Regions from separate parts of the Mus musculus genome. Here all the other regions are linked to region 1. Evidence: chromatin loops called from intact Hi-C (ENCODE). Cell type or tissue: gastrocnemius. All regions are shown on one strand. Each heading gives the region's core, and the rest is flanking DNA. Links, peaks and the distances in the headings are about the cores only.

The links. Peaks named below come from ENCODE experiments on the same cell type or tissue, not always from the same donor. Only the 100,000 strongest peaks of a DNase experiment are listed, where the experiment ranks them.
Region 2: a loop joins it to region 1, with 2.3 times the contacts of the local background. A loop is called at or near these places in 2 of 42 quality-filtered maps.
Region 3: a loop joins it to region 1, with 2.7 times the contacts of the local background. A loop is called at or near these places in 5 of 42 quality-filtered maps.
Region 4: it touches region 1 in a loop (2.4-fold over the local background); 9 of 42 quality-filtered maps call a loop at or near these places.
Region 5: it touches region 1 in a loop (2.7-fold over the local background); 14 of 42 quality-filtered maps call a loop at or near these places.
Region 6: it touches region 1 in a loop (4-fold over the local background); 8 of 42 quality-filtered maps call a loop at or near these places.
Region 7: it touches region 1 in a loop (4-fold over the local background); 11 of 42 quality-filtered maps call a loop at or near these places.

Annotation. Positions count from the first base shown.
Region 1 is chr4:47,436,219-47,440,715 of GRCm38, forward strand. No RefSeq gene overlaps it. Among named protein-coding and RNA genes, the nearest start is that of Alg2, 36 kb to the right of the region's middle. In gastrocnemius, for the core only: a CTCF peak has its summit at 1,970 (motif pointing right); DNase peaks (open chromatin) are centred at 1,569 and 1,964; H3K4me3 peaks cover 1,182 bases; H3K27ac peaks cover 1,107 bases.
Region 2 is chr4:48,122,234-48,126,730 of GRCm38, forward strand. It overlaps Stx17 (syntaxin 17), which reads left to right and starts at 2,686. Exons shown (of 8, transcript NM_026343.2): 1 at 2,686-2,725. In gastrocnemius, for the core only: no CTCF peak of the experiment used is centred there; DNase peaks (open chromatin) are centred at 2,685 and 2,988; H3K4me3 peaks cover 1,592 bases; H3K27ac peaks cover 1,222 bases.
Region 3 is chr4:48,196,178-48,200,674 of GRCm38, forward strand. It overlaps Erp44 (endoplasmic reticulum protein 44), which reads right to left. Exons shown (of 12, transcript NM_029572.3): 11 at 626-728. Among named protein-coding and RNA genes, the nearest start is that of Mir1958, 15 kb to the right of the region's middle. In gastrocnemius, for the core only: a CTCF peak has its summit at 1,963 (motif pointing left); no DNase peak of the experiment used is centred there.
Region 4 is chr4:48,046,708-48,051,204 of GRCm38, forward strand. Nr4a3 (nuclear receptor subfamily 4, group A, member 3) reads left to right here. Exons shown (of 8, transcript NM_015743.3): 2 at 2,245-2,421. Among named protein-coding and RNA genes, the nearest start is that of Nr4a3, 3.7 kb to the left of the region's middle. In gastrocnemius, for the core only: a CTCF peak has its summit at 1,335; DNase peaks (open chromatin) are centred at 523, 742, 1,411, 2,362 and 1 more place; H3K4me3 peaks cover 1,782 bases; H3K27ac peaks cover 183 bases.
Region 5 is chr4:48,041,270-48,045,766 of GRCm38, forward strand. It overlaps Nr4a3 (nuclear receptor subfamily 4, group A, member 3), which reads left to right and starts at 4,036. Exons shown (of 8, transcript NM_015743.3): 1 at 4,036-4,447. In gastrocnemius, for the core only: CTCF peaks have their summits at 1,713, 2,304 and 3,568; DNase peaks (open chromatin) are centred at 1,807, 2,130, 2,903, 3,100 and 2 more places; H3K4me3 peaks cover 4,000 bases; H3K27ac peaks cover 4,000 bases.
Region 6 is chr4:47,576,008-47,580,504 of GRCm38, forward strand. No RefSeq gene overlaps it. Among named protein-coding and RNA genes, the nearest start is that of Gm32487, 25 kb to the right of the region's middle. In gastrocnemius, for the core only: a CTCF peak has its summit at 1,668 (motif pointing right); a DNase peak (open chromatin) is centred at 1,710; H3K27ac peaks cover 341 bases.
Region 7 is chr4:47,500,221-47,504,717 of GRCm38, forward strand. No RefSeq gene overlaps it. Among named protein-coding and RNA genes, the nearest start is that of Gm42283, 7.6 kb to the left of the region's middle. In gastrocnemius, for the core only: a CTCF peak has its summit at 2,633; a DNase peak (open chromatin) is centred at 2,638.

The DNA.
Region 1 (4,497 bases), core at 150-4,149:
GGTCTTCCGGGTCTCTGGGGATGTATGAGTCCCTCACGCGTCACCAGCTCTGCCTGGACAGTGGCTCCCCACCGTCATGCACATTTCAGTGGTGGATTGTTGCTTCCCTATTACGAATCTATGCAGAAATCCTAGTTATTAATTAGTTCACTCATTCAATATAAACACTCAAGGGGAAATATAACCTGAGGTCGTGTCATTTTCCCTCTCATAAATGGTTTGATGACCTCAGGGAGAGGGAGTCTATGGGAAGGACATGTGCAGAAAAGCATGCTTCCGCCAGGGGTGGTGACTCACACCTGTAATCCCAGCACTGGGGAGACTGAGGCAGGGGGACAGCTGAGAGTTCCAAGTTGGTCTCAGGTATCTCCTACCTCCTAAGTGGTTTTCATAGACAGGAGCTTGGCTTTTGCGAAGCACACATGACAGACAAAGCTCACTTCCCAGGTTTTCCTCATGAAGGCCAGAAAGCAACTGTGCCACTCACTTTAATCTCTCTTTCTTATTAATTTATTTATTCACTTTGCATCCTGATCAACCCCCTTCCTCCACTCCCCCCAGTCTCACCCTTACAAATCCCTCTCCCCCATTACTCCCTCATCTTCTCCTTAGAGAAAGTAAAGCCCCCTGGGGTACCACCCCACCCTGAGACATCCAGTCCTAGATGGACTACACACCCCTTTTCCTGAGGACCAACCAGGCAGTCCAAGTAGAGGAAGGGGATCCAATGGCAGCCACAGGGTCAGACAGCTCAGTTGTTAGGGGACCCACATGAAAACCAAGCTGCACATCTGCTACAAGTGTATAGGGAATCTAGGTCCAGCCCACTGGTTAGTGGTTCGGTCTCTGTGAACCCCCACAGGCCCAGGTTAGTTGTGGTGTCTTTGACCACTCCGGCTGGCTTAATCCTATCCCCTACTCTTCCACAGGACTCCCCACAGGCCACCTGATGCTTGTGTCTGCTTCCATCTGCTCCTAGGTAAAGCCTCTCAGGAGACATATGTCTCCCCTTTTCAATAAGGTAGTATGAAATACAGAGAAAGTATATGTGAAGCACCCTAAGGGGCAGGGCAGAGGGAGGGAGGATGGCAGTGTTCCCACTCCGGCAGGCTGTACGAGCAGGGAGCTTCCCCGGGGCTGATTCTCTTGGAAGCCCAGCCCTAGAGAAGACACGCTGGACTGGTGTTTCCCATAATACTCCTGGGAGAGGGGAACATTGGACAGGCAGGCAGAGAAGCAAGCTCTGGAGCACGGTGCCCAGCTTCCCTGTGGCCTCATTCATACACCTGCCACACAGTGCCAGGAGACCTGGCGTTAAGGAGCCACCTTTCTCAAAGGAGCCCGATCCTCATGGAGATTGCCGCTGCTCTGAAAATATAGCGGGCGTGGCCATCCTCTCAGCTGACACACCCTTTGACCCCTTTGAATGCTTGGAGCTGGCAGATGCCTAGAGCTGAGGACACTTACATGTATGTTCAAACAAGTATAAGAAGCTGCACCCCCCGCCCCCTTCAGACAGAGCAGAGATGAACCAGAAGGCCCCCCGCCCCCATCTCCAGCAAAGGCGGGACAAGCCAGCTGCCTGGAGGAGGGGCATAAGAGTCAGTTCCCCACGGACGACTTCGTTGACAGCTGAAGGGTGAGGTGGAGCGACAAGGAGACACTCGCTCACCCTTCACCCCTCATGAGTGCTGGGGCAGCGCTGCTGGCTGGTCATTTCCCAAAAGCTTGCCAAAACAAGCGACATAAATCAAATTTTCATTTCATTCCTTCAGGCTCGACCCTTCCGTCAGGCACTCAACAGCTGCCTCCTGAGCAGATGTACAGCTCATTAGTCTATCGTGCCGCTAGAGCCAAGTCCAGGACCCCAACCCCCATTCCGGGGCGGGGGTTGGGGGGGGGGCGGTAGGGAAGGACGCTAGCAGCCTTTGTTCTTCCACTGTCGAGCACTTCGCATATCAGCCACCAGGGGGCGAAAGCTGCACATACATCGTTGGTTCCCAGAGCCAGCTCAACCCTACAACCCTCTCGCCTGGCGTTTGGAAGGCGATCAGGGAGGGATGGTGAGACCTTCCTCTACCTCCAGAGCTTTTCAAGCCTTTAACGTGTAGGAATATCTTGTTTGGTGCGAGGATGCTTGGTTTAGGCAGACAGAACTGGATTCAGATGCCTGGTCTGATGCTCTCAGCCTTTGGGCCTTCATGATGAAATGTGATGGTATCGCTTGCTGTGGGACCCCACCCGGTGATCCTGAGGCTAACGTGAGGCAGATGAAGTGAGGAGCAGCTAAGCATCGTGACAAGGAAGTTCTCTAGGGACATAGAGTGCATGCAATTTCTCATGTCTTTATTTTCTCTTACTATGTCTCATTAACCACACATTTAAGCCTCTTATTTAATATAGATGAACAGAATCATATTCAGAATATCTCTGTGTTCTCTGTCTCTCTCAGACACACGCACGCACACACACACACACACACACACACACACACACACACACACACACACACACACGTCTCTGTCTCTCCAGGGCTGGAGATAGAAACCAGGGCCTTGCACATGCTCAGTAATTACTCTACCATTGAGCTATGTTCTCAGAGTCGTCTTTCTTCTCTAAAACAAACCAAGCCAAGAAGCGCCATGTGTTTATCTGTAAATCAACATGTCTATAAATCGATTCCACCAGTTGTCCCCATCCTTAAGTGTGGAGTCCAAGAAGCAGCAATAGGTTGGAGAGTGAAGCTGTTTCTGTTGTGCCTGTGGCTCACCCGTTCTCTCCCTTGTGGACCTGTGGTCCTCTCCCTACTCTACCCAGGATCCTCCCCTCCCCCTGCTTCCTTTGCTGCTGCGACTCAAGGTGGAGTCGCCTCCGCTACCCCCACAATTCTGACATTAGCAACCTGCCCCAGGTGACTTTCTAAAGGGAGGTGGGTTCCTGCCACATTCTCCTTGGAGGCATCACAGTTGCGTTTTGCCTGTTGACAAAGCTTGACAGCAGGCATCCAGGCCCTTAGAGCTGCATGTACTGGCTTCAAAGCCTGTGCCTGGCTCTTGGTTATGTGCTGTACACTCACAAGGCTGTAATCGCCTTCATAGCTATCTTGAGACATGGGGTCACATTATCAGCTTCAATTTGTAGTTAGAACTGGGCACTGAGAAGTGACCCTCTTGGTAATCTAGGGAGGAATAGAAGGGACAGCAATCTGAGACTTCCCCAAGTCACAGGACAATGTAATGCTATGCCTAGTGTCACCTTGCTTAGACGTACTGAGCCTCCTCCCAAGCAGCAGAATTCATGGTTCCTTCCCCCATGTTTTCCAGGAGCCCTGGTTATGTGCAAGACATTTTACCAGGTGTCACTCTGCCTCTGCTACTAGGATGGAATGGATTCAAGCACAGAACCAGAAAGGAACACTCAGAAAATTCTGACTACATCAAATCCTCTTTTATCTAGTAGTTTTACTGAACCATGCCTCCCATCCCACGCCCTAAACCTACCATTAGCCTCTATGCAGCTGGACTGCTGTGATTTCAATTTTGAATGCACCCCAAAGGCCTGTGTGTTAAAAGCTTGGTTCCTGGTGTGGTGCTGTTGGGAGATGGGGGAACCTTTAGGAGGGCAGGGCCGAACGAGAGATCTGCAGGTCACCAAGCTCTGCAACTTGTCCCTTTGCTTCCTGCCCATGAGGAGGTGGTTTTGTAGCATCGTGTGTTCCCGCTGTGATGCGCTGCTGCTTGTCACAGGCCTAAGGGATGAGCTAGAACCTCCACACCGGAGCTAAAATAAAGTTGGTTATCTGGGCTTGTCTGCCACAGCGCTAGAGAGTTGACAACCTCATGGGCTCTGCACATGCCGCAACCTGTTCAAGCTAAATCTCCTAGGGCAGAGCTCTTTGTGGATAGATCTGAGGTCCATCCTGGGCCCAACTGTGGCCTCCCTCTCTAGACCAAATCTCTCTCTGTGTACTGGCCTGGCTAGTCATTTTGCTCGGTGTACTGGTCTGGCTAGTCACTTTGCTTAAGAGAGCCTCTTACCTTCTGCCTGCCGCCCATCACCTTCTTATCCCAGGCAGGGGGCTGTTCTCAGCTTTGCTCTCACTGTCTGCCCCGTTGCACAGCCACTTTCAGCCCCAGAGGGGGCAAAGGAGCTGTTCTATAGGCAGAGGCAGATACATATTCAAAAGCAAGTGGGACAGTAACAACTTACATGGTGCCGTAATGATCCACACGGAAATATTCCCTCGCCTCTTGGTGAAATTGTCATTCCGAACCACGGAATACATTAAGTTTTATGATCTCCCCGCGTCTTTGGGGAATATAAATCTGGAAACATCATCTTCATATGACAAGGCAAAGAGTCCCTGGGGACTCAAGATGTTTGAGAACGTTAACTGAGAATCAGAAATAGTTGGCGATTAATATTGGGATTTTGTTTATGGGCACAAATAAATCCCAGGTCTAGGGCTGACCTCTAAAAATCTGCCTATGACAAAAA
Region 2 (4,497 bases), core at 365-4,364, 690 kb after region 1:
GAAGATTGTGTTGGAATTTTGATGGGGATTGCATTGAATCTGTAAATTGCTTTTGATCTTTTGGTAGAATGGCAATTTTTACTATGTTAGTCCTATCAATCTGTGAGCATGGAAGATCTTTCCATCTTTTGATATCTTCAATTTCTTTCTTCAGTGACTTGAAGTTTTTGTCATACATGTATTTCACTTGCTTGGTTAGAGTTACTCCAAGATATTTACATTATTGAGACCGTTGTGAAAGGTTTTGTTTCACTGATTTTTCTTCGGTCCATCTGTCATTTATATATTGAAAGGCTCTACTGAATTTTGTGACTTGATTTTGTATCCTGTTACTTTGCTAAGAATGTTTATCAGTTATAGGAATTTCCTGGTGGAATTTTCAGGGTCACTTATGCAGACTACCATATCATCTGCAAAGATATTTAGACCTCTTCCATTCCAACTTGTATCCCCTTGCTCTTCTTCATTTGCCTTATTGCACTAGCTAAGACTTTATTGAGTAGGTGTGGAGATAGTGGAAAATCTGGACTTGTTCCTGATTTTAGTAGAAATGCTTTGAGTTTCTGTCCATTTAAGTTGATCCTGGCTATGGGCTTGCTGTAAACTCCCTTCATTTTATTGAGGTATGTCTCTTGCATCCCCGATCTCTCCAGGACTTTTACCATGAAGGGGTGATGAATTTTGTCAATGGCCTTTTCTGCATCTAATGAGGTAATCCTGCGTTTTTTGTCTTTGAGATTGTTGATACTTGACACTCCTTTTAAGCCTCTCCTCCCCAAACCCAACCTTTCTGGGGCTACTCCACTCTTTTTATAGCTCCTCTACCTTCTCATAGATACAATCACACATTTTTCTCAGTGTTCACTTTCCTGCTACATTTCTAACCTTGTGATTATCATTTAGAAGAGCCATCTCTTTAACCACCTTGAAGTTGTTTGAATTCATATCTACAGGCTCTCCATGAAAGCAATCATGTTACCAGGTAATAATTTCTTTTTTGTTTTTGTTTTTTCCAAGATGTATTCTCCTTACTGTTTTGTTTTCTTTGGATCTACTGGGTTAAGTTAAGATATCAAGAAAACTTTGTCTCGTGGCAGCAGATCTTATTATCCTAATAACTTTATGGCTTAAGGCAAGAGCACAGAGAATGGTCACACCCCTTATGTCTAAATATTGAAAGATTCAATTAAGTATTGTAGATTGTAAGTGAGGCTAGCCAAACTGTTAGATTAAATATCATTATCTCTCTACATGACACACCTAAGTTACAGCAAACATCATACAACCACCTGGAAGGCCAAAGTCAATTCCAGAGTGCCACAGCTCCCTGTTGTACTTTTTCAAAACTTAACACTAGTTATCTTTACTTCAAAAGGTCTTGTTTAATGGATTCGGTGTGTGTGTGTGTGTGTGTGTGTGTGAGAGAGAGAGAGAGAGAGAGAGAGAGAGAGAGAGAACACACATCATCTCTCAGTGAGCCTGGAGGTTACCAATTCAACAAGACCAGCTGGGCAGCAAGCTCATGGATCCTTTTGTCTATTTAGATAGTATTAGGATCATAAACATATACCACAGAGCTTGGTTTTGTATGTGGGTGCTGGGTGTCCAAACTCAGGTCTTCATTGTGAAGCAGGCACTTTACCAATTAAATGATTCCCTATTGCTTGTTTAACTGACTTTGGCATTTTACCATCCATCCTATGGCATTACCTAATACCTTTATTTTTCTCCTTGGGATGAAAATTTGATAGATATGCCTCAATCTATGAACTAAGGGTACCATAAACACTAACATCCAGTATACCCCAAAGAAAATTCAAATAGCTTAATTAATAATGAGCTTTATTTTAAAAATTGCCTTTCAAGACTTTCTTAAGCCCCTAATCTGTGGGCTAAAATTCCCCCTCTACTTCCTTTCTACCTGCAGATCCTAAGAACTGAGTTTCCTTACAGCTAACAGGAAATGTTCTTAAGACTGTTGAAAACTTCATCATCAGAAGATCCATTTCAAGCAAAGACCTGAATAGTCATATATATATTTTAGTTGGCTAGGTCTTGAGGTCAGAACATTCAGAGAGGAGAATCAATGACCTGCACACACTTCAAAGCTTGTTCTAGCAGCAGCTGGTCCAACTGGAACTACTTGAGAAGAAATTAGGAAAACCAGCTGTGAGTACAGCGCTGTCACAAACGGGCTGAACTGGAGTGAGTCACTTCCTATCTGTGCTGAGCCTCAAAGTGACCAGGTATCATTTTAATAAGGACAGACGCCCAAAGCACTGCAGCAGGCTCTGGACAAAAAAGTTTATGCCTTCTTTCATTTGTGCCTGTGGCTATTCAGATACTCCTAGCCAGTCACTCAGGGGCTCTGGGAGGCGGGGCGGGGCGGGGCGGGGAAGGATGGCACTGGGTTCCGAGCTTCAGTTTTTACACACCTAAAGAGCTAGGGGCACAAGGCCGTCCTCGCCAACAAAATTCAAGGAACACAATGTGCAGGAAAACTGTAACATGTAGAAGGTTATCCAAGTGTAAATTGTCTTAGATACAGTACACAAGACGACCCATAAAACACTTGGAATTGTTCATCCAGTGGTTGGCACACTATATTACCTCCACGCCCACTGGCCGGGTAGGGGGCGGGGCCACATATCCCGCCCCTGGAGACGCCCCGCCCCTCTCGCGTCTGCGCAGTGTGTATCGACGGCCTCGAGCGCCTAGGCGGGAGGTAAGGGGCTGCCGGGCTGCCGCCACGGGGTCGCTGGGCTGCGATGTGTCACCGCGGGCCGGGCTGTGGACGCAAGGGAGAGGCGCCGGTCACCAAGCCCGGCCTCGGGTCAGTGTGAGCGCCGGGGCCGCGACCAGAAGTGGCCAAGCCTCTCTGTTTTCAGTTTTGGAGTAGCTGTCCCTGCGGGAGCGGGGAGGCCGAGGCCCCACTGCGCTATGCCCTCCCGGGTCGCTGTGAAGAGCTGCTTCGGGCCCTGGGTCGCCGGGCCAGCCGCGCCGCTGGGGTCGTTGGTGTGGCCTGGGTGCGTCCTGGTGACTCCGTGAGGGACGACGCGACACCGGTGCCCAAGCAGGACGCGGAGAGGCCGCAGCTGCGGGGACCGAGCCAGCACTTACTCTCCTTGTACCACCCACATGCCCAAGGGGACGCATTTCCTTGGGAGATAGTGTTATCAGCAGTTTGGGACCTTTTTCCTGGAAAGGGGCTCTTTCGCTTTTAAATAACTCTTGAGTAATTTACTTCACCTTTGGGTACTTTTTCTTCTTGTGGAACCCTAGTATCATGGTACCCATATCATCTTAGTTGCAAGTACCAAGAGATTAAGTTTATAAAAAGCACTTGACACCTCTCACTGCAAATGTGTGTGCTTGGAAAATGACTGCAGGCCTGTCTTCTACACGTTCTTTCATCCATGAAACAGCAATTATTATACATGCACAAACACCAGACAAAAAAATTTGGAGTCATTTGCAATTATTGAAAAGTTGCAGAAGTTGCTGGAGGCCTTGGTGGCCCATGCCTTTAATCCCAGCATTAGGAGGCAGAGGCAGGAGGATCTCTTGACTTCAAGGCTAGCTTAGTCTACAGACTGAATTCCAGGACAGCCCTACACAGAGAAACCCTGTCTTAGAAAAACAAAAAAGAGAGAAAGAAAACTCGTACACATAGTACAGAACACTACAGCGCCCTTGTGTTAGTATTTTACATACCATCCTTAATACAGTCACAGAGAGCAAGAGATTACTATCTGGTTAACTGGGTCTCTTGGGATTCCATTCTTTTTATTAGAGTCCCTTCTGTATTCTACAATGGTATCTAGTAAGCAGCCTTACTCTTGATGGGCCTGGCGACATTACCTTTTCCAATCTGTAGCAGTATCATGACTTTGTGTGCTTTGAAGAGTCAGGAATGTTGGTAATGCCTTTCAAGTAGGAGTTTGTCTATAGTTAGTTGGGACTAGATTGTGTTGCATTTCTGTTAAGAATACCACAAGGTATAAGTACCCTTTTCAGTTTATGCCTCCATGGACCTTCCAGATGGGACCTACTGCTTGTGTGTTGACACAATCAGATGACTTAGTTAAATTTGGTATCTGGGAGATTCTCTATAGCAATTAGTAGTCCAGTTATTCCCCAAGTACTATTTATTACTTTGATACTGTAACAGCCCTCAATTTCCCTCCTTTATTGACTTCTGCTCTAAGGAGGCACTTTCCATCTGGTTTCTTTATCTGTATTCACTATTTTGTGTCAACATAAACTCCTATGATTGCTGGGTACTGATGACCCACGCCTTTAATCCCAGCACTCAGAAGGCAGAGGCAGGTGGTTCTCTGAGTTCAAGGCCAGCCTGGTCTACAGAGTGAGTTCCAGGACAGCCAAGGCTACACAGAGAAAGCCTGTCTTGGAAAAATAAAAAAAAAAAACAAAATCTCATATGATTATTTTGCTGTTATTATGTACTTAATATATCAAATTGTTCTCACTTTGGCC
Region 3 (4,497 bases), core at 178-4,177, 760 kb after region 1:
ATCAAGATGCAAATTTAGGACTCTTTCTTAGAGCAGAGACATAGAAAGCCCGTCTGTCTGTCCTTCTGAGAATCTATCTGTAGAACAACATGCCACCTGAGAATTTACATGTGAGTAAAAGCTAGTTTAAAATACTGATAAATACTTGTCAAACATTCAGCTATCCACTGGGAAAGCTGTCCTGAGCCCTGTGTTTGAACACTATCAACAGTGCGACTATGAAGGCCCTTAGCATGGATGGACAAGGTGACAGAGCAGTGCTTTAGGACAGCGAGGGCACGGATTCAGCAGCAAAAGCAAGCTTGAACGGGAGTCCACTGATCTGCTTTCTCAACTACTTTCCCAAATCCTATGTTCTCACTTCTCTATTTAACCCTGTATAGCTACGCCCCACAGCGTCATACCCAGTCACCCCAGTTTAGATGATGAGAAACCAGACACAGCACTTTACAGCTTTTCTGGAGACCTGGCATTTTAAGAAGTAACTTTAAAGGCGCATAACCTAAATGTGTCTTAGTCAGCTCCAAATTTCTTCAGAGAGGTATCAGGAGCCGCAACTCTAGCTCAAGTCCCCTCTGAGGCGGTCTCCACAGAAGAGTCCCCACTGGCAACACAGGAGTCCTACCTCTCCTGGGGCTGTGTCAGTCGGGTCAGGTCCGTGATGGAATTCTCTGTGTAATTTTCCAGAATGTAGGTCAAATACAAACTGCTTGAGTTTTCCAGGAATTCTAAAACCAAGAGCAAACAATTATTTAGCTCCAACTGCCCAAACAGGCTGACCTCTACTTTACTAACTTGATAGTGCTGTAAAGAAATATTTCATTATAATCCTACCAATCCTACCATGGCTATTACAGGCAACTAGATACACCTTTTGTGTTCTAACTTTTTAGGTTACATTTTATGTTGAGAACCTACATGTACATACTGATACTAGTGGCTGGCTAGTATCTGAGAGCCAGAAAAGGCACTGTATCCCCTGGAACTAGAGTTACAGACAGTAGGAGGAGACAGGTAGGTGCTGGGAACCAGAACTAGTTTCTCTGAAAGAGCAGCAAGGACTCTTAACTGCTGAACTATTTCCTCAGCACCAATGTTCTAATTATTGCACGTGCTTCATTGAAATTTTTCTATAATTACCACTAACAGAGGTAATACTATCAAGATGCTGTATCCCAAATATATTTTATTATCTTTATTGGTAGATACTTAAATAGTGTGTGTGTGTGTGTGTGTGTGTGTGTGTGTATGTGTGTGTGTGTGTGTGTGTGTGTGTGTGTGTCTGTAATGATTCATATGTTTTTACTGGCACACACATACACATAAAACAAAAAACTTAAATCCTAGAAAAAACACACTAAAAATGTTGAGGTTCAAAGGGGAAAATATTAGAGGAAATTACTTAAAAATATTCAGTTTTAGAACTAGCCCCACTGAGTGTCTCACAGCATTTGAATCCAGCAAGAGCCTGTGGATTCTCAAAAGCTCTGGGAGTCCAGTCCTCTCCCGAGGTGGTCCAGACTATGCTGAGCAGCACACTTACAAAGTAGGTTTCTCTAGAATCATTTCCTTGAGTTGTAGCCACTAAAATGGAAACAAATGATACCTACAAGTCTAATCAATTTTTTGCTATCCATAGATTTGCATTCTAAAGTCGTCAACATGATTTAAGAAAAAAAATGAAGTTGATTTGCCAATTTGATAAGTAATAACTGAATTTTAATTTTAATTTCTTGAGAAATTGAATGTTTTCCTTTGCCTACCTTTTACAGAGATTATTATATACTTCAAACAGAAAACCGTTGTTTTTTTAATATATTACAAAAATGAGATGCACTTCTAGGTGAAGAGATGGCTCATCGGTTAAGAGCATTGTCTGAAGCTCTTTCAGAGGTACTGAGTTCAATTCCTAGCAACCACATGGTGGCTCATACTAGGATGTGATGCCCTCTTCTGGCATGCAGGCATATATGCAGATAGAGCACACATATATTTGGAAACAAACAAACGAATGAACAAACAAACAAACAAGAAAAAAAGATTCAAAAATGGACTTCCATACATATTTTAGTTCCTTGGGTACAACAGCCTGGCTTTTACATATTCTTGTTTTTATTCTGTTTTCATAGGCAAGAACAGCTACTCTGTGTAAATATTACCAGTTCCTAGTTTTTCCTTTTTAAATTCTATTCTGAGGTCCTGGAAGTACTGTGTCCCCCACCCCTTTCCAAACACCCACTGAGCTGTACCTACCAACAACTTCATTGTACACCATGTTGGTTCCCCACCAGCTTCAGTGCAATAGAGAAGCAGCGGGTGCCAAATGCACAGTTTACAAATACAAATGACTGTCAGGTAGCAGTATTGACAGAATGCCTTGCCTTGGTTCTCTGGTGCAGAAGTAATTGCACATACATCAGAGATAAACACTGAGAGGAGATCAGTTTACATTTCTTCTGATATCATCCTCTGACACGCCACAGCAAAGTGCTGAAGTAGAAAATTCAAGCCACAGACTCCGAATGTTCGAACTGCCTGAGATAACGGTGCTGGTTTGTTTTACAAGCTGCCAAGACTAGGAGAACTGCTAGTCAAGGAATAGCTAATGAACGAGTAAATCCCAAACACGACAAATTGAGACTACTCGAGACAGGCTTTTTCCCTGACCTGACGTTCCCCGTGTCGTGAGACAGAGGAAAGCAAGGATTTAGAGCTCTAAATTGTCTGAGTAGACAGTGTGGCGATCTGCAAGAAGACTCTTAGAGTAAGTTTATCCGATTTTCATTTTGGGCTGTAATTTTCCTAACGGGAACACTAAGTGTGTCTCTTCCACCTTCCAAACTTGTTTGTTTACAATGTTTTACTTTTAGACAGTGAAACACAAATACAAACAGTAAATTGTGTCCACCCTCTGACAAAGCACAAACTAGGTTTATTTTAAAAAACTGAAACACAATAGATATTTTTCCTTTAAAGCTCAAGTTCTATAACTTTTTGTTTGTTTGTTTTGAGACTCTCAGCATGTAGCTGGACTGGTCTTAAACTTACTAAAGATCTGTTTTCAGCTGCGTGAGATCACTAAGCACAGTGCTCAGCTAAGTTCTCTAAATTTTAACAAATGTGCAGTGTTTTCTTACTACCTCTGCAAACCAGGTGAGATCTCTGCAGTTGGACCTGATCCCTGGCAACCACTCATGTGTTTGCTAATCTTATGCCACACACACACACACACACACACACACACACACACACACACAAACATATGTACCACAGAAGTCTACTCATTTATGTTGAGGACATTTGGATCCTATCAGGATTTTGGTAGTCAGAAACAATGCTATGACAAATACATGCACACAGGTTTTTACATGAACTTTAGTTTCTAGAAATTGGTCGGTACTGCATAAATGTGTAACTTTCACAAAGAAACCATCAATCTGTATTGGCGTGCCATCAGGCCAGAGACCAGCATCTCGCTGTGACTCTACCTTGCATTTCTTGACTATATAATAACCCTGGAAACCTTGCTCATATGCTAAGTTGTCATCTCTGTATCTTGTTTAAGTTTTAACAGTATCATCCATAGAACAAAGGTTTATAACTTGATGAAAACCAATTTGTCATTTTTTTCTAAGTGTTTTTGATGCTCTTAGAACTTTGTCTTCCTCTGACTGTTAAGGATTTCCTTGCTTACTGTTTTCCACTTAGATCTATGATGAATTCTAAGGTAAATTTTCATAAGAAGGAATTCTTTCTTGGGATGAAGATACTCAGTTGGTCCAGCCAACTTGTTAACAGGGAATAATAATAAAAACATTACCAGATAAACAAAATGTGCTTTTTACAAAACTCTATCAGGCTAGGCATGGTGAAGCAAGCCTGTACTCTCAGCTGAGAGGCTGAGACAGAACTACAAACTCTAGCCAGCACTGGACAAGAGGACCCTTCCCTCAAAATTAAAAAGGGGGGTAAAGGTGTGGCTTAGTGATGCAGCGTGTATTAGCGTGCAGGAACCCGAGGTTCAACTAGGAGTCTCACAAGGAAAAGCAGAAGGCAAGAAAAAGGGTGAAGGAGCAGGACAAACCCCACCAATAACCATGTTCTTTCTGACTTAAAATTTTTCTACGGAGGAAAAAAAAAATCACATGACTATCTCATTAGATACTAAAAAGCCTTTGATAAAATACAATAGGCCTTCATGTTAAAGGTATTGGGAAAATCAGGGATACAGGGCACATACCTAAACATAATCTAAGCAATATACAGCAAGTCAATAGTGAACACTAGACCAAATGGAGAGATACAAAGCAATCCCACTAAAATCAGGGACGAGACAGGGCTGCCCACTCTCTATCTATTCAGTATAGTACTTGAAGTTCTAGCCAGAGCAATAAGACAACTACAGAAGATCAAGGGGAGCCAAGGTAGAAAGGAAAAAGTCAAAGTATGGCTATTTGCAGGTGATATAACAGTACACGTAAGTGACCCCAAAACTTC
Region 4 (4,497 bases), core at 335-4,334, 610 kb after region 1:
TTTGTTTATGTGCCCGGCTTCTCCCGAGGGAAGAGCCGCGGGGACTGTGGTCAATAGTGCTCTGGAGCTGCTTATCCTAGGGCCTGGGAGGGCTGGGAGAGAGGTTACAGGGTTCGGTTCGGCCATTCCTCCGCTGTTCCAATTCTGGAGCTCCTTTGCCAACAATCGGGAAATGTTTCTTATAGAACCAAGTTGGAGAAAGAAAAGCTGCCCAACGCGCATACTGAACACAATGAATGAAATTACTTTATTGGAGTTGTTTTAACCCAGCAAGATACACATAACGCCAAAGACTGCCGGGGGTGGGGGTGGCACCACTCCCTCCCTCCACAGGCACCCCCCACCCACCCCCAAATCCCGGACCCAGCACTCGCTCACAGAAATTCTCTCCCCCCCCCCGGGGTTTGCCTAAGCTCCCTCGGTCTTTCTGAGAATCTCTGTCTTTCCCTTTCTGCCGGTCTCTCCTCCACCTCTCTTGCCCCCGCCCAACCTCCGCCCCCGCTCCCCGATTGGAAACTCCGCGGAGGAGCCCAGGTCACAATGGTGTGTTTCACGGTTTCCTCCACACACTTCACCACGGGGAGAGGAACACGGGGGTGTTCCCTTCGTCTGCCCCGGAGAAAGAAAGGGGCTTTGACAGAGGTAGTTATTTCTTCCTAATTTACAACCCCGAGGCTCTGTGCTCCGGGCCCCAGCGGCCACGAGCCGGAGCGACAGAACGTGTTTCCAGGCGCAGAGGCTTTACCTAGGTAACCGGCCAATGGGGGTGGGGGGCGGCCGATGGGGTGCTGGGCTGGGCTGGACGATGGGCGGTGTGCCGGCCTCTGAGAGGAACCCCTTCCCTGGGGAGGCGCGACCCCCGCCCAACCGAGTTCAGAGGCTGCCCCTTAGAGAAAAACTACTCTTGAAAGGCTCCCAGAGAGAGTGGGCATAGGAAACCCAGTAGAATAGGGGGTGGGGTTGCTGGAGGAACCCCCCCCCCCTTTGAAGATGCGAGAGGAGGAGGATGAGAAGCACATGCTACAGCTGTGGAAAGATCCACTCGTGCCAACGCTTCAGCGAGCGCAAGGTTTCCGTCGGGGTACCTTGGTTGGGGATGGCAAGGGAATCCCCCATTTCCTGGCCATCGAGAATTTCCTAGACCTGGGAAACCCGGGTCTCTTTCTCTCTACAAGCAAACTCTGGGCGCCGGAGTGGCAGGAGATGAAACTTACCCCTTGGCTCCAGCGTTCACCAGAGATCTTTTGGTTAGTTTGGGGGTTGGGTTCCCCTCCAAGGGGGAGGGGGCAGGTTCCTAACCTTTGAGGTGTGCCCACCCCGAACAAAGGGGGGCGCTATAAGCCGAAGTTAGGGGCAGCTGGAGCTCTCCTCCCTGCCAGTCAAGCTGAGCTTCCAACCACAAAGTTTCACTAGGCTGTGCACCGGGACTTTCGCCTGGGAGCCGCTCTGAGCGCCCTCCGGAATGTACCCCCTCTGAGCCACCGGGTGGCCCTGAGCCTTGAAGCCGCCCACCCTCGGGGACACCGCCCGCTGAGTGCAGGGGACCTCCCTCGGTCCGTCGTAGCAGCAGCCAAAGCTGTCTGCGGAGCGCACGGCTCCCAGCACAGGCCTTTCCTCTGTGCCCTTTTGTTTGCTTGACCCCTGGCCCTCGAAACTCTCGACTAATAGAAGGGAAGATCCATTAGCATTTAGAATGAAAAGCGCAGACTTTCTTAATTCCTCCGGGCATTCATGCATTCGTTCCGGACCTTGTGCATTTCCTATGCGGCGTGTAAAATTTGTGTTTGAGGAGTGGAGGCCGTCGGAGTTGAAAAATGGCTATTTTCTTCAGTATACTCCCTGACGCCACCACCACCCCCTTATTCGGACTTCTATTCGTTCCTCAAGTGCCCCCCTTCGGTCTTCCTGACTTCGCAAGCTGGGAACCAACAGTGGGTGTAGAAAAGATCAATTTCTTGGCGACGACCATGGGGGGGATTTTAGCATCAGATCGTGTACCACAAAAGAAAGGGCTGTGAGCTTACTGGGTGCCAGCAACCTTCCCTTAGCTTCCTACGACGGTGTGATGCTTCTTGCCCAGTAGCTCCGTGAGCCCTAAGCACTTTCACTTAACCTTATGACAATTCTTTGTAATTATCTAGTGTTTCTACAGGTCCCCCACCCCCACCCCATTCACCCAGTCCTGGGAAAGAGGACCCAGCTTAATCTTACCGCAATCTCTGTTCCCTTTCTCGGTGCCTGCAGAGCCCACTGCGGGAGAGCGCAGCCCGACAAGCCCGGGCGCTGAGCCTGGACCCTCAGCAGAGCGGGCCAGCACAGCGGCTGCTGCTTCGCCTATCCCGACGTCCCCGCCTCCTACACTCTCAGCCTCCGCTGGAGAGACCCCCAGCCCCACCATTCAGCGCGCAAGATACCCTCCAGGTAGGTCTGAAACCCTTTATCCTCCCGAGCAAGGGAAATGGGTGGAGAAACCAACAACCAGCGGGCAGTCTGGTCAACCTGCCCAGTACCAGCATGTAGGGCTCCTGGCCCTACATTTCACAGCACAGGTGGCTTCTTGGCACGAAGCTCCGCTGTATACCACACCCTATGCTACTACCAAGCAGAGCAGAGAAATTATACGAAGCATTTCTCAAAAGTATGTTTCCTAAGAAGAAAAGCATATATTCCAAGAGATCAGGATATGCTGTTTTTAATGGCTTTGTTTTTGTCCTTTTATACTCAATATATTCATTTAAGGGATCACTTGGGGAGATAGGGAACATTTTTATTGATCTAAAACCCAAACGATTTGTGAGGCAGGAGTTTGGATGATTGAGGCTCAGAGGCAAGGGAAACCCATGTGAGCTACAAACAGAAGTAAGTATAAAGGCCTCAGATTTAGTTTACACAACCTCTTTACAAATTTGGTAAAGGTAGAAGAGGTGGGCCTGGGTAGGCACCAAAGATACACAGATAGAGTCACTCTCCTGCTGGAGACTTCAGAAAGACAAAGAGCAATAGGGAGAGGACAGAATGGCAGGTGATTCCGAGGGATTCTTAGAGATGCAAGGGAGGGAAATGAAAAGGCCAGGCTGTGTGTCCCTTCTTTTAAACAGCTTCCATTTCATCCTAAGAACTAGACACCAAGCTCCTTTTAATCCTTTAACTCCAAGCTAGCTCAGGAGGCCTCACTGGAGAAGGCAGGCATGAACTGGCCACTCCTCAATGCTGCTTCTTCCAACAGGCCCTCAGCACCTTTTTTCACGTCAAGATCTCATCCCATACACGCATGACTCAATCAGCTTTGGAAATGTGGGTAAGAGAAAGATGTCAAGGGAAATGTGAAGCAGCCACTTTTCTGCTAGTCACACCTTCACACCCCACCCTCCAAGAAGAAGTGAAGCACCTGGGTTTGACTCGGAAAAACCAACCACCAGAAACTCCCCATGTTACCACTTTGACTTAGCCATAAAAAAGGAAAATTATTAGAAAAGTCATCCACAAGAGACAGTGACTCTCAGGGCCTTCTCACCTACTTCAACCTCTGTGGTTATGGCAAGCACCCCTAAACCAGTTGCTTTGGGGTCCAGCCTAGGCAAACTGGCAGAGAGACTTCATCTGTTTTGAAATTTCTCTCTTCTCTTCTCCCCACCCCCTTCACGAGAAAATACTTAGATTAATGTGCCTGTTAGACAAGCGGTTAGCTGTTGTTATAAAATGGTTCTAATCTTACTATGTCAGAATATCCTATTAGTCAGAATTGGGAAGTTTATATACATCTATGCATCCGCACACACAGTATATAGGAGAGAGCAGGTTTGGTGGGTGTGCTGTTACAGATGATCTTTTTCTTTGCAGATGGCATCGACTCCCCCAGTCCATTTCCTGGGCCTACGTGCCCACCTCGCCACTTAAGCTGGCTGAAGTCATCAGTAGGGGTCCAGTTTGTGCAGGCTGCTAATCCTGTTTGGAGGAGTGGGTGGGGAACAGCGGCCACAACTTGTGTGGGCAGCCTTAGCTGGCACTCATCAAATGTTAGCATGTCACTGCCTCCCTTGTACTACACAGGACATCTTTTTTTTTTTTTTTCACTAACTCACAGGTTCACCAATCAACATGTGTAAGTCTTGGGGGCACCAATGGCCTCCTCTCCAAATTAATTAACAAGACATTTCCTTCCTTTCCCTATGGCTAGGGAGACCACTCCAATGGTTTTTGGGTTGTTGTTGTTGCTGCTGCTTGGGACTTAAACTAATTTTTTAAATGACCTGGGCTTATGAGGAAAAGCATCTATATCCAGATTTGATGAACAGAGCAAGGGAGGGAAGATGGATGTAGCCATCCCCAGGGAGTCCATTTTTATCGCCCCTGGGGCCCCTTTGACAGTCAGGAACTCAGCTGTCTTCCCAGCCAGGAAGAAAGTAAGCTAGGAGCATTCAGTCTTTGCCAGCAGGTGGGAGAGGATACCACTTTCTTGTTTCCTGATTCAAGAGCAGTGGAACCAGCTGCAGATGG
Region 5 (4,497 bases), core at 382-4,381, 610 kb after region 1:
ATTTTATTTTTTGAGAGAAATATATCTTTCTTTTTTCATGCAAATTAGCATTACAAATCCACATCAAAATAAAATAAATGAAAGTTATCTTACAAACCTATAATAATTACTGTATAGATAGTTTCTAACAGACTGCTGTTGAAAAAGCAGAAATTACTTTCTTAACATTACAAGCAAGAACATACATGAAAGTCCTTTTTTTTTTTCTAGAGAAAGGACCAAACCTGGGATGTCTTCATTATGCCACCGATTAAGGCACTTATTCTATTTGGTATCTGAAAACAGGAGATATAGTTGTATCCAGTACTGAATTTCACTTAAGAATATTGTAATCAAAAAAGTAATATAGATTTCTAAAAATAAAATTAAATCATTGCATAGGCCTCACAGAATATTGTTTTCTATTTGTAGTAAGTCTGGCCTTTAAAGTGCAGAAAAGAATAGCTATGAACATATACTTTAAAAAGTCTGTCTGGCTCATGGAAAGAGCTGCCTTCATTAGGGACCTTGGATGGAGCAGAGGAGGGTGCCCAGACCTGGCTCTGCTTTCATGACTTTTCTTCTGAGTTTCAGAAACTTGTCAGTTATCAATAACCACTGCAAACTCTCCCACAGTGAATCCAGCTCTCCACCCTAGGCAGCCCCAGCTAGGAACAGTAGACTAGCTCACCCTGACTGAGCATTAAGGAACTAGGGCAGGTGACCTGAGTGACCCTCAGGACTGGAAGGATATAAAATAAAGCACAAGAAGAAAGTAATGTAAAAATAGCCAGGATCGGTCCCCAAACGCACACCCACTCAAAGATCAAATCTGCTCCTGGAGATTCCCAGCTAGCTAAGGGTGAAATTTATTTTTTAAGGTAAACTAGGATAAGTGTTTCCCCCCCAATACTACTACCCAGAAATAAAAAGCACCGTTTATATAGAGTCCTAAGTGCTAAGAGCCGGAGAAGATCCTCCTTCAATCCAGGAGTGTCCATGATACCGGGGGTTTTGTTACCACCACACACATAAGTGGCATTATCATAGATCCGGTAAATTACTTCTGTCTCAACTCAGGACACCGGAACCCTCCAATTCACATGAACAAAGTTAGTGACTTTATAATAAACCGAGTGAGCAAGGACCTTTCACATATTAAATTAGAAAATGGAACGCATTCTATAATTCCATGGAAAGATGTCATGTCTCCTAAAAATTGTACCTAATTTTAGGGTTCCTGAATTGAGTGATTCCAGTTCTGCATGAGATTTTAAAGTGAAGGAGAATGGGTGGGGTGCAGAACACAGATGAAATTTTTACAGCATGGAAATAAAATTATTTTTAAACCTTCTTAAGGGTGAAGAGTTAGGCAAGAAGTAATACGTGGAAAACTGTCAAGTGCTTCTCTACACACCCACCCACCAGATACCATCGCAGCCGGCTGGGGGAGTCTCCCTCTTCTTGCCTGACAGCTTCACTTTCTTTGAGGTCTGGAACTGGTGATCACACTGGTCCGTCATGGTATTTTCAGTTAACAAAGCAGTTACTCAATAGGGGGAAAAAGGCACAAAGGATCGGGGCAGCTGCTGCTGCACCCATGATGCAAGTGCAGGCTGAGCCCCGGGCCGCCACCGCCGCCTCGACTCCTCCGTGACGTCCGGGATGGGTATCCCCGGCTCTCAGGAAGTGGTGGCCGCAGGCAGCTCCGCCCCCTCGCGAGTCGGGGCTGGTCGGGCAGGCTCGGTGGCGGGACCTGGCCCAGAGGCTTGCAATGCCCGGGCGAGCAGATGGGGAGGATCGCGCTCGGCCTTCGGGGCGCGCGCACCCCAGGCAGCGCGCCTCGCTCGCGCCCGCGCCTCCCTTCCAGCCCCCTACCCTCGGCCCCACGTTGCCGGGCATCAGACAGGGTCGAACCGAGTACAAGATGGCGACTCGGCAGTCCGCTCTCCGGGCAGAGTCGGGGCGCCCCTTAGCGCGGCGCGCGCGTGCGCGCGCCCGACGTCCCACTAAAAATAGCTGGGACCCGTCTATATTTGGTTCGCCGGATCCCGGCGCGGACGCGCGCGTCCCACCCCGCCCCGCCCCACGCCGCGCCGCGCTGAATGGAGACGGGAGGGGGTGACCGAGGGGAATCTACTCCGCTATCTGCCGCGCGCGCCGCCGCCTGGGCCCGGCCAACCGCCCAATTTAGAAACATCGCCTGCGTCAATCACGCGCCTCGCGTGCGTCAGCGCCGCGCGGCTCCAGGTCCTGCTCCCCCAACCCCCAGCCTTTGAATGGATTCAATGTAGGAGCGCCCTCCTTCCTTCTGGGCTAGGATGGGAACGCACCCGCAGCCAGGGGGCTCGGTTCCTCTGGACTGGGACAACTTTCGGAGCGTCCGCTCACGGTCTTAAGCACACCAGCCGGCTAAAGTGAAAGTGGAGGCGTAGACAGAGAGACACACTATGCATGTGTTGTTTTGTTTTTCGAGTTTCTGGTCCTAGTTCGAACCTTCTTAGATTCTGAAGCATGTGCTATGACTAGGGGATCCTATTCCCCCAACTTTGCCACCCACACGCTCAATTGTTGGGGCAGATCAAAAGAAAATGCCACTTGAGATTCTAGCAGACCACTGGAGACCGCGTCTGTCTGTGTTGTTTCATTCTAACGTCTTCGTAAAAAAAAATTTTTTTTTCTGAAAGAGGTTACTTTCAGTTAGCAGCAACCTTTGGAACTAAGAGTTCTTAACTCAAACATGTTTTGTTTTGTTTTGTTTTGTTTTTGTTATTTGTTTTGTTTTGTTCTCAGCAAGAAAGTGACACCCTAAATTTTTTTCCAGGAAAAAATCGCTGTCCCTTATACAGTCGCCCAGACTTTCTACATACTTGGAAGACAAATGTACCTCCCCCCCCCCGCCCCCCGCCCCAGGAGACCATAGTTAAGATCCCCTAGAGACAACCTAATGAATCCTGTTGACTGATTTTGAATATTTCATTTGAGAGGTGGAAGGGGAGGCATCTACAACCCTCAAATGCGAGTTGAGTTCCATGTCTGACCCGGTGCTGGGGAGTAGAGGAACAGTCAGACTCACTCAGCTGTTCAACACGTGTGGTGTGTTTGTTTTATATATAGTTTCTCGTGCAGCGCGCGCGTGGCTGGATGTGCACTTCTTTGGATTATAAAGCGTCCAGTCAAGAACCTCACACCATAAGTAAAAAGAAATAAAATCTTGTCCCTGGAACTGTCTGCATCCTAGGGTGAAACACTAACAGCATGACAGGAGGAAGAGGCAAATTAGCCTAGGCGCAGAGGGCCAGAGGGACGTAAACAGCCTTAGAACCATTGCATGAGGGAAGCACAGCTGCACCTCTGGGAGTCTTCGGCCTGGTGCCAGACTCCTTCAGCTGCGACTGCCAGGTCACTCGGAGAAGCTGGCTGGCGTAGCCTTCCCTTTCGGAAGAGCTGTCCTCTCTCTTACCCCCTGGACCTGGCTAGATGCCTCGGGGCAGCCTCGGAGGCGAGCCAGCAGCACTCCTCCAACTCTGCTCCACCCGGAGCCTGACAGCTGGGCGGTCCCGCCTGACCCGCGGGCGGGCTGCGGCACCCTCTGGTAGACCGGCGCCCTGGCAAGCGGCTCCCGTGCAGAGGGGTTGGCCGCGCGAATCTGAGAAGCCTCAGGGCTGGGGTCCGCAGCTCCCCGTGGTTTCCATTGTGCGGCCGTGAGAATGGCCGGAGGACGCGCGCACGCGCGCGCGCACACACACACACACACACACACACACACACACACACACCCTCGCACACGCGGAACCGGCTGGGCCAGGGGAGGGAGGAGGAGGGTGACGTAGCGTCCCATGTCGTCACATTGACGTCTCGCATTCCAGGCACTCTATGGAGAGGCTGCTAGGGCTCCTGTGGCATAAATGACGTGCCGAGAGAGCGAGCGAACGCGCAGCCGGGAGAGCCGAGTCTCCTGCCTCCCGCCCCCCACCCCTCCAGCGCCTGCTCCTCCTCCGCTCCCCATACACAGACACGCTCACACCCGCTCCTTCACTTGCACACACAGACAGACACACGCGCGCTCACACGCTCCGCACACACACTCCACTCTCTCCCGCGCGCTCACACCCCTCTCACCCGGCTCCCTCGCCAGTGTCGCGCCGCGCCGCGCCGCAGCCGGACGCCCCTCCAGGGCTCACTTTGCAACGCTGACAGAGCCCGCAGTGTCCGTGGAGGTGGGAAACGTGGCGACATCCTACCCCCTGGTCGCAGCCGGAGACTGGATGCCTGCGGAACCTCTCGGCGGCGCTCTCCCATGAGTTGGGATCGCAGCATCCCCCGCCAGCCGCTCACCGCCTCTGGGAGCCGCTGGGTTTGTGCACCGCAGCCCTTCCGGGACAGCAGCTGTGACTCTCCCCCAATCCAGATTTCGGGGTCGCTCTCTAGAAACTCGCTCTAAAGACGGAACCGCCACAGCACCCAAGTACGTACGATATGCCCAGTTAATGTGGGGACTTGCTTAAAAGTTGGCGC
Region 6 (4,497 bases), core at 153-4,152, 140 kb after region 1:
TCCAGCCTCTCCTGTTTGTCCTCAACGGATCTCCAACAAGCAGCTAATTTCTTGAAAAGTGAGGAAGGAAGAAAAAAGAGCCCACACAAGACTTAGGGATATTCTTGCAAAGGAAGGAGGCATATGACTTATAAGGGGCACATGTATGAGACATCTTGATTATGTTTGCAGCATCCAGGATACTTCCCACGGGTGCGTCTGGTGGTGCCAAACGAGAGCATTATTTCTGCTGTGAAAAAAATAGACTTGGTCATGGACTTGAGTTAGCCAAGTAAATATTTTCTTGGCAGTGTACAACATCAGTGCAAAATGCCTATTATGCATAGTCTATAATTATAGCATTCAATTAACATTCTCAAGGGATTATCATTTTGGGCATGGTGGCTGGGACTTGGGAGTTTTGAGTTCTGCCTGAGATTTTTTTGCCTAAAAAAACTACAAGCTGATGTTTGAGTTAAGAGGTTCAGTACAGACACTCTAGGGGAAAGGATACCAGAAAAGTGGAGATTGTATCAGGTTTGCATCACAACCTGTTACAATGTGTCCCCAAATAACTCAGTGAGGCTGAGCTCTATGCAATGCATAGTTTTCTGTCTAAAAAAGCCTTCTCAGTGTTAGTTTACTTGGTTCATTTCTGGGTCACATGGAGTTTTGACAGAGTTTATCTCCCCCAGATTTAGATGATATTATAGAAGGGGGAAAATACCAATATATGTAAAGAACACTTAAACCTAAACACAGGAAGACAGTGCGTAATTGAATACCTATGATGAGTACTTGGTAATTGTCAAGTTTACAACCCCCTGTGTAAATAGGGATACATCACTTTTGTGTCTTTGTGGCCTAATACCTGACATAAAAAGATGTATGGGCAGGAAAGATTTATATTGACTCCTGGTTTCATAGGTGAGGAGGCCATAGCAGAGCAAAGCATTTCCCGTCTTGGTGGCCAGGAAGCAGAGCAAGGAGACTATAGAAGTGGCCAAGACCTGTTTGTTGATCTTTTACTTCCAAGGAGGCCTGCCTCCCAAACCTAAGACCTTCCAGAACCTTCCCAAATAGTGCCACCAGCTGGGACCTAACAGGCTTTGGTGGAACATGTCATAATAGGCGGCACTATTCCCATTTTACAGATGAGATAACTGACTCAGAGACGTTATGTAATTGGTATGAGGTGGAGGAGTCAGGATTCAAATCCAGTAATTGAAGAGTGAGCCAGAATATCCAAAAGAAGTCAGAATATCCTTCAGTCAGAAATGCCTCTTAAAATAACCTATCTGCTTCAATACTTTGATGATGCCCAAGACAAAAATATGAATATATGCATTTTATTCCACTCCCATGCAAAAATCTCATTGAAATAGCCAGAGAGCTATAATAAGAGGGGCAAAAATAATGTGCTAGAAACGGGGCAGGGTGTGCTTCACTCACTATGCATGGTGGCGACTTTCTGGAAGTTGGAAAGGAGATGGCTGGACTGTAAGGGATGATGGGACTGACCAGGAACACTCGGCCACACAGTGCTAGCACCTGCTCACTTCTGCATGGTCTAGCAATGGGGAATGGGTGACCAAGATGACAGATGTGCATCACAGTGAGAAAGTTGTCATGAGTGCCTTTGTGTCAGGCCTTGGCATGGTCACTGGTGTTTAATGCAGCCTGGGACTGGCAACCAGTAGATGGCAGAGTCAGGCCTGGAATCTCTTTGCCTGGGAGGCTGGTTGACCCAACTGGTGTTCAGCACTCTAGGATGAATTGGCAAGCAACTTTGTGCTCTGGGAATCCAGTACTTTGTGGGATATAAGTTAACATCATTGGCAGATAGTAGGGAAGTCCCCGAGGGCATGGAAAAGACAGAAGAGAGAGGGACTGTGTGTGAGCGAGGAGTGGTCACCTCAGGAAAGGCTGGCCCTTAAGGCTGACATATAGCTATTCATTTTGGGTGTAGTGATCGAGGAGTGGTCACCTTAGGAAAGGCTGACCTTTAAGGCTGACAAATAGCTATTCATCTTGGGTGTAGGGACAGAAGCACAAGGGGAAGAAGGGAAGGCATGGGACAGTATGAATACTATCCCACGTGCAAAAAATGGACTGGACTGGCAAGACATGCCCACATCCCTGGAGATCACCCAAGAGGAAAGATATGTAGGTATCTGGGGTACCACAGAGGATGGGGAAGTGTCCCCCGCCCCTTGAGCTTTACAGAGTGTTCTGGGTGTTTGGCAAGAACCACCACAGAGGTAGTTATAGGAAGATGTTGGGACTGTTAAATATTATGGCAAAAGAAAACCCCCATCAAGAGATAGCATGGTGTGGATTTGAACTTGGATCTATGATGCTGGGTCCCGTGATTTCGCATCCCTGGGTCTCAACAAGTAGGATTGAAAATCTGAGAAGCAATGGTCCACATTAGTCCCAACTTGTCCTCCTGGGCACACTTCCTCAGCAGCACTCTCTGGCGATGACACGGTCTAGTCATGGTGTGGTAGCTGGGTGTCTCAGAAGCCTGGCACAGGAAACCCATATCAACAACCATAAATGGTAACACTGGGCTTTTATTACTTTAATTCTGCTCCAGACAGATTCTTCTTCCACTCTCCAGTGATAGCCTCTTCTTGAAAAAGAAAACAACCAATCTACATTTTATTTTATGTACCTATACTATTGCCCCTGGCCACGATTTCTCGGACCATCTCATGTCACGATTTAGCGTCTCTTCTGTCTGAACTCGGTCTCCTTGCCATGTTCCCAATTGACTTATCCTTCAACACTTAGCTCAGCTGTCATCCCCACCCTGCATACATCTGTCATGTAGCACCGTCCTCTCAGGTTGCAACCCGTGGGACATCTGCGTCTCTTCCTAGTCAGGGAGCCTCCGGAGGCTGTGTCTTATTTCTCTTTCTTCACCACGGAAGGGATGACAAACCTGAGTGGATGTTTGCTGGAGATTGTGTTGATGCAGAACACATGAAATATTTGGAGGAAAATGAGTTTTTGCATTGCTGGCATTGAGCCACATGTCCATTCTTGGCACTGAGTCACTCACTCTGCACATAAAAGCAAAATGAAGGTCTTGAGATTAGATAAATTTTCATGATTTCCTCATTTTACCCTCCATGCCCACCCTGGACTCATCTACGCTGTCTTTGTCTTGGCCTGTGGTACATGAGCAAGAGTCAGTTTCTGGGCCCAGTATGCATGTGACATACTTCTATGACAATTATTAAGAAAGAGAAGCCATCCAGGCTTTATCTATGCAAAATGTGTGTGTGTGTTTCCTTGATTGTTCCCCAACTTTTATGTTTTAAAGCAGTCTCTCAATGAACCTGAAACTCATTGATTTGCCTAGATTGCTGGCAAATGAGCTTCAGAAATCTGTCTGTTCCCCCACCCCCATCCCTGCCACTGCTGGGGTAACATATATGTGCATGTAACCCCATCTAGCTTTTTATATAGGCCATGGGCATCCAAACTTAGGTTCTCATGCCTTTATGGCAAACCCTCTATGATGAGCCATATCTCCAGCCAAGTGGTATGGGTTTCATTATCACAATTTGCATGTTTTTGGGCAACATGCTCCCTCTCCTTTGGACTCAACTTCTGGCTACACAGAAAGCAAAGGTGGGCAAACAATCTAAGTTTCCTTCTGGGAAGCTTGAGTCTTCTCATGCAGTTTGAAGCAGGCCCTGAAATCCATCAGCAGGAGGACTTTGATTGGGAAGATACCCCACGGCCCACAAATTGGACCTTCTCTTTCCCCAGCTGTGTGATTGGCACCTCATCAATAAGGTCCTAACATCTGGCTCAGAGAATCAGAACACTGTCTCTAAACTGGCTGTGAGCACCTTACGGCCCATCTTGTTGAAAGCCGTCTGACTGTCTAAATGAAGGTCGACGAGCTGGACAGACAGTGGCTTTGGAGGGGTGGGGCAGAGCTCTGAGCACAGGGAGGCAAGTCTGTTTATTTGTTTCCTAATTCTAATTAGAGGAAGGAAAAGAGTGTCAGGAGTCTTTAGCGATTCACATCTTAATAGCTTGGTTATAATTTATTAATTCCTTTTCATCAAATTTTCAGCATCCTTTTCCCCAGGAGTCTGAACTGACTCAAATGTATTTATTGTTTCGAGGTGGGGTGTCATTAAATATTTGGCATCTCCTAAAGCCGTTGGGAAGCTGGATCGTATACCATGTGCCTGCACACAATTTCTGAAGGGAAAAAGCATAGACTGGTAGGACATTAGGAAGAGCGGGTGATATAAATGTATGTTTTTAAAATCCATATGACCTCATCCTTTTCCTGTCCTGGCAATGTAAGAGCCCCCATGTCATTTGTGCCTACAAGTTCCTGTCACTAGCCCATCCGTGGTTTTACTTAGAGTGAAGCCATCAGCTCCTGTGTTCAATGTGTGTAGATACTCTACACACTAGGTTCCCCCCTTTGCCACACCAGGATATGCGGCATCCTGATTAAAGGTTTGCCATCGCGGAGAAGGAGGG
Region 7 (4,497 bases), core at 252-4,251, 64 kb after region 1:
CCGCAGACCCCTCCTAACTTACTCTGCTCTTCTATCCACTCCCATGCACTGCTTGTCTGGCCACAATGAGGCCCCCTCTACCCCAACACAGTCCACATTTTCAGATCTCTACATTTCTTTTCTTCTCAGGAAGGGGGTAGTAAGAATCATACTATGTTGACATTTTTCAAACTCTAGCTTACAGTCTACTAGGGATCCATGAAATCAATTTGGGGGATTATTTTAAAGAGGCGCCCAAATAACTAAAGCAGGAGACTCTGACAGTAAGTCTGGGCTGAAGCGTGGGAGTGGAGATACATGTAGAAATGGAGGTGGCTACATTTAACTTCCCTTTCCTGCACCCATTCATCCATTCCTCCATCCCTCCATTCCTTCCGGGCGTGGTGGCCCACATCTGTAAGCCCAGCACTTGGAAAGTAGAGGATGCCCCCCTCAAGGTTAGAGGGCTATCCCGGGCTACATGAGGCTCTGGCTTAAAAGTACACCAAAAAACATAAGCAGAAAGAAAGAATGAAACTCAAACAAAAAGAGTCTCAGGACAGCTTAGGTTCTACAGTGAGACCTTGTCTCAAAATAAAACAAACACCCTAAAGCCAAAAGTCCAAACCAAATAAAACTCAATCAATCAGGTTGAGAGCAGTCCTCCTCCTAGACGCTTAACATAATCTGATAATGGAGGTAGACTTCATACTTAGCTATTTCTCCTGAGTGCTTCTGCCCTCTGTTTTGGGCCTGGATTTTATGTTTTTCACAAAGCCCTGTTGGAACATCCCTTCTTCCTGCAGTTCTCTTGGGCCACATGACTCCACGCACCGGTGCTGTGATGTGAGATCGTTTCAGCCTTGGATTACAGGGTTTTGTCTATGGTTCTTAAATGATCCTACTGTGTTCTCCCCCTGCTGGCTTCATGGGGTCACCTTTGGGGTTGTCCCTCTAGTTTGAGTGCTTCCTACAAGCAGGTCCCACCCGTGCCTTTCAAAGTGATGTTTTTTCTTTAAACTTTATCTATTATGAGTACATGTATATGTCTGTGTGCTGTGTACGCGTGCAGGTGTGTATGCACGCGACATGATGCACATATGGAAGTCAGATGAAACGGACAACCTTGTGCAGTCCTTCTCTGCTCCTTTCTGTGTGCTGTGTGGACAGACTCAGGTCAGCAGTCTTGTGCTGGGTGTCTTCATTGGCTGAATCATCTCCCTGGCCCTAGTGATCCTTTGATGTGCTTTGTTAGGGACTGGTGTGCCCTGTAGTTCTGGGAGGTCTGTGGTAGCACTTTGGATCTTCTAGGAATGAAAACGAAGCCGGCATAGCACTGCCTTTGGTTCCTCTGGCCCCATCCCCTGCGTTCAGGCTGGTGCGAGCATCCCAGCTGCTCTCTCAAGTTTCCAGGTAAAATCTAATGAATTACGCTGAAAAACAAGGCTGTGTGATTTGGATCCTGACTTCTTTGAGTGCTGATCATGACCTTGGGATTTATAAACACAGACAGCTGTCGTCCCAGATGACCTAGCAAATTGTGTTTCCCTCAAAAGCAGAGCCCAATTAGAAGCCTAAAGCACAGGGCGGTGCAGAGGACTAGATGACTTCCTGCCCAATGCAAGGTAGGAGGAGGCGGCTCACCAGGAAGCCTTTCACAGTAGCATACACAGTATGGGCGCCCAGCACACAGCAACCATCCCCACCTCCAATGGGACAAGTGCACTGGCATGAGATTTCATTCTCCTCCTCAGAAAGCCACACAACTGAAAGTGTATGAGTCATTTCTTGAATTTTCCATGTGACCTCTGTACAGGTAACTGAGAAAGAAAAACAACAACAACAACAAAAAAAAAACCAAAATTCTTCAGACAATGGGGCTACTGTAACGGTAGTTTGAGACACATGCCAATAATATTATAATATTAAAATGTCAATATTTAAAAAGTATCATCTTTAAAATCTGATTATTGGGTATTAAGTATCGACTCGGCGTTGGGCTGAGCATTTATCATTATTATTACTCCTGTTTATAGATAGATAATCTGACATGCAGAAAGGTCAGGTGCTTCGCAAGGGTCTTCTAGAAACGTGTGGAGATGGTCTGGACTGACATTAGGTCTTCTGAGGGCACAGCCTCGGGAGTGGGCTGGCCTTGCGCTTCCCTGGTTCACTGAGAATCGGGAGACATGGACTCTAGTGTGGACACTCCCAATTTGGGATTTGAATCTTCACAAGTCCCCTCCTTAAACACAAAGCTAAGCAAGACTCAGAGTCCAGCATTCCACCCCCTTAATGTACTAGAATTTTCCCTACCTCCCGATCTCTGAGACATATATTCATCCTCTGCCACTGTCAGCCAGTCTGGCCTAGGATCTTTACCCATCTTTAAGAGATGGGTGGAGTAGCTCCCCCTGTGGAACCCTCTGGGAAGGGCAACTTCAACTCCCTCCCTCCCCCCCCCCCCCCTTTCACAGATCTCTGTTGTACAGCCTTCCACAGTCTTCTGATGGACTGTGAACTTCCCAAGGGCAGACACTGGTTTCTTTACCACAGCGATGTCAGCATTTGGTAGGTGTGGGCCTGGTGTGGTCTTCTGTCCAGAAGGACTCCAGAACTGCCCTGGTGGTTATGATGCAATTTCACACTACTTCTGATAGGTGGCGCTGTGGCACATAGCAAAAAAGCCAACCTGTCTTCTACAAAATCCAGGTCCTGTGGTCTGTGGGCAGACCGCACCCATTTCATGGCGTTGGAAGATCCTTAGCCAGAAACCCTGGAGAAGTGTTTCCCTGTTCTACCCACCTTATGTGTTTTGAACAGTAGCTTCAGGCTTTTTCTTCTCATTTCTTCAGATTTAGGAAGCTGGGGCTCCTGCTTTCTTCCCTCTGTGGCAGACCATTCTCGTGTCCATAGCTGGGTTGTTGTAGGCTTAACTGTAAAACATGTGATCTGCTGGCTTTTGTCAAATGTCATTCTCACTCATGGAGAAAAGAAAAAGTACAGTTTAGGATCTCATGGCTACCTTTCCGACTCACAGGGTTCCTAGCATTTCTAATCCGCTTTGTGTCTGTTCTCATCGGCCGTGCGTTTGCTCTCTCATGGTTTCTTTCTGCTTTTCTGTAAGCACAATAGCTGGTGTTCTTGTCCTTCTGCAAAGGGGGTGGGGTGTGGCATTGGACTGCACAGTTTTGAAACTTGCTTTAGTCATTTACTGTTTGTGTGTCCTTGCACAAGGTTTTAACCTATTGGAGACTCCATCTTCATCTATAAAGTGGGGACTTGGATAGTAGCTATCTAAAGGCAAGGGTGTATCAAATAAGTCCTCAATAATGCATTTTAGAGAGGACTGAGGCTTAAGTACTGCAAAGAGTGTACAGTAGAATTTACAATTAGAGTCAACCAATTCTTTCTTTCTATCTTTCTATCTATCTTTCTATCTATCTTTCTATCTATCTATCTATCTATCTATCTATCTATCTATCTATCTATCCTACCTGAGACAGGGTCTCATTATGTAGCCATAGCTGGTCTTGAACTCACAATCATTTTGCTTTGTCCTCTTGAGTGCAGCATTACAGATGTGCACAACCACGCCTGGCTTGTGCACATTGAACCGTAACGAACTTCTTATCTTAGGTTGTGAATGTAAAAGATCAGAAGCATTGTGGAAGGGAATTTGATAGTGGGAAAGAAAGAGCCAGGACAAAGCCGATTGCTAATTTCTTGTTTATTTGGAGTGCCAAGCTGGACACAAGACTGAAGAGATTCCTGATAGCAGTGTCCATTCTATAAAAAATCGTTAACGAGGCCAGAGACGGCTCAGTCAGTAACGTGCTTGTTGTGTAAGTATGAGAATCTGAATTCAATTTCCCAGAATCCATGTAAAAAAGCTGGGTGGGCGCGGCAGCGTATGCTTGTGATCCCAGTGCTGGTAAGGCAGAGGCAGGAAGAGCCAGTTAGCCAGGGGAGCCAAATCAGCGAGCTGCAGAGACTGTCACAAAAACCAAAATGGAGCGTGATTAAGGAAGACCTTCAGTATTGAATTCTTGTATACACACAGACACAGACACAGACACACATGTACACAGTCTATGGAAATACTAAAATGGTTGAACGATGACCTGACCACATGATAGAATTTAGCTATTAAATGGATTTCTATGAATTATTAATAATGTGGGAAAGCATTATTTAAAAAAAAACATTTATTTTTGTGTTGTGGTGTGTGTGTGTGTGTGTGTGTGTGTGTGTGTGTACAGGCCAGAGGTCAATCTCAAGTGTCATTCCTCAAAAGTGTCTACCTTTATTTTTTTTGAGACAGTGCCTGCCATGGGACCTGTGGCTACCTATTCAGTTAGACTTAGTGGCCAGCAAGCCCTGGGGTGGCAGTGGTGGCAGTGGCAGTGACAGCGGTGGTGGTGTGGGATTGGGGTTCCTCCTGTTTCTGCCTCCCCACACTGATATTACAGGTGCTTGCCACCACACACATCTATTTTCAAGGCTTCTGGGGACAAA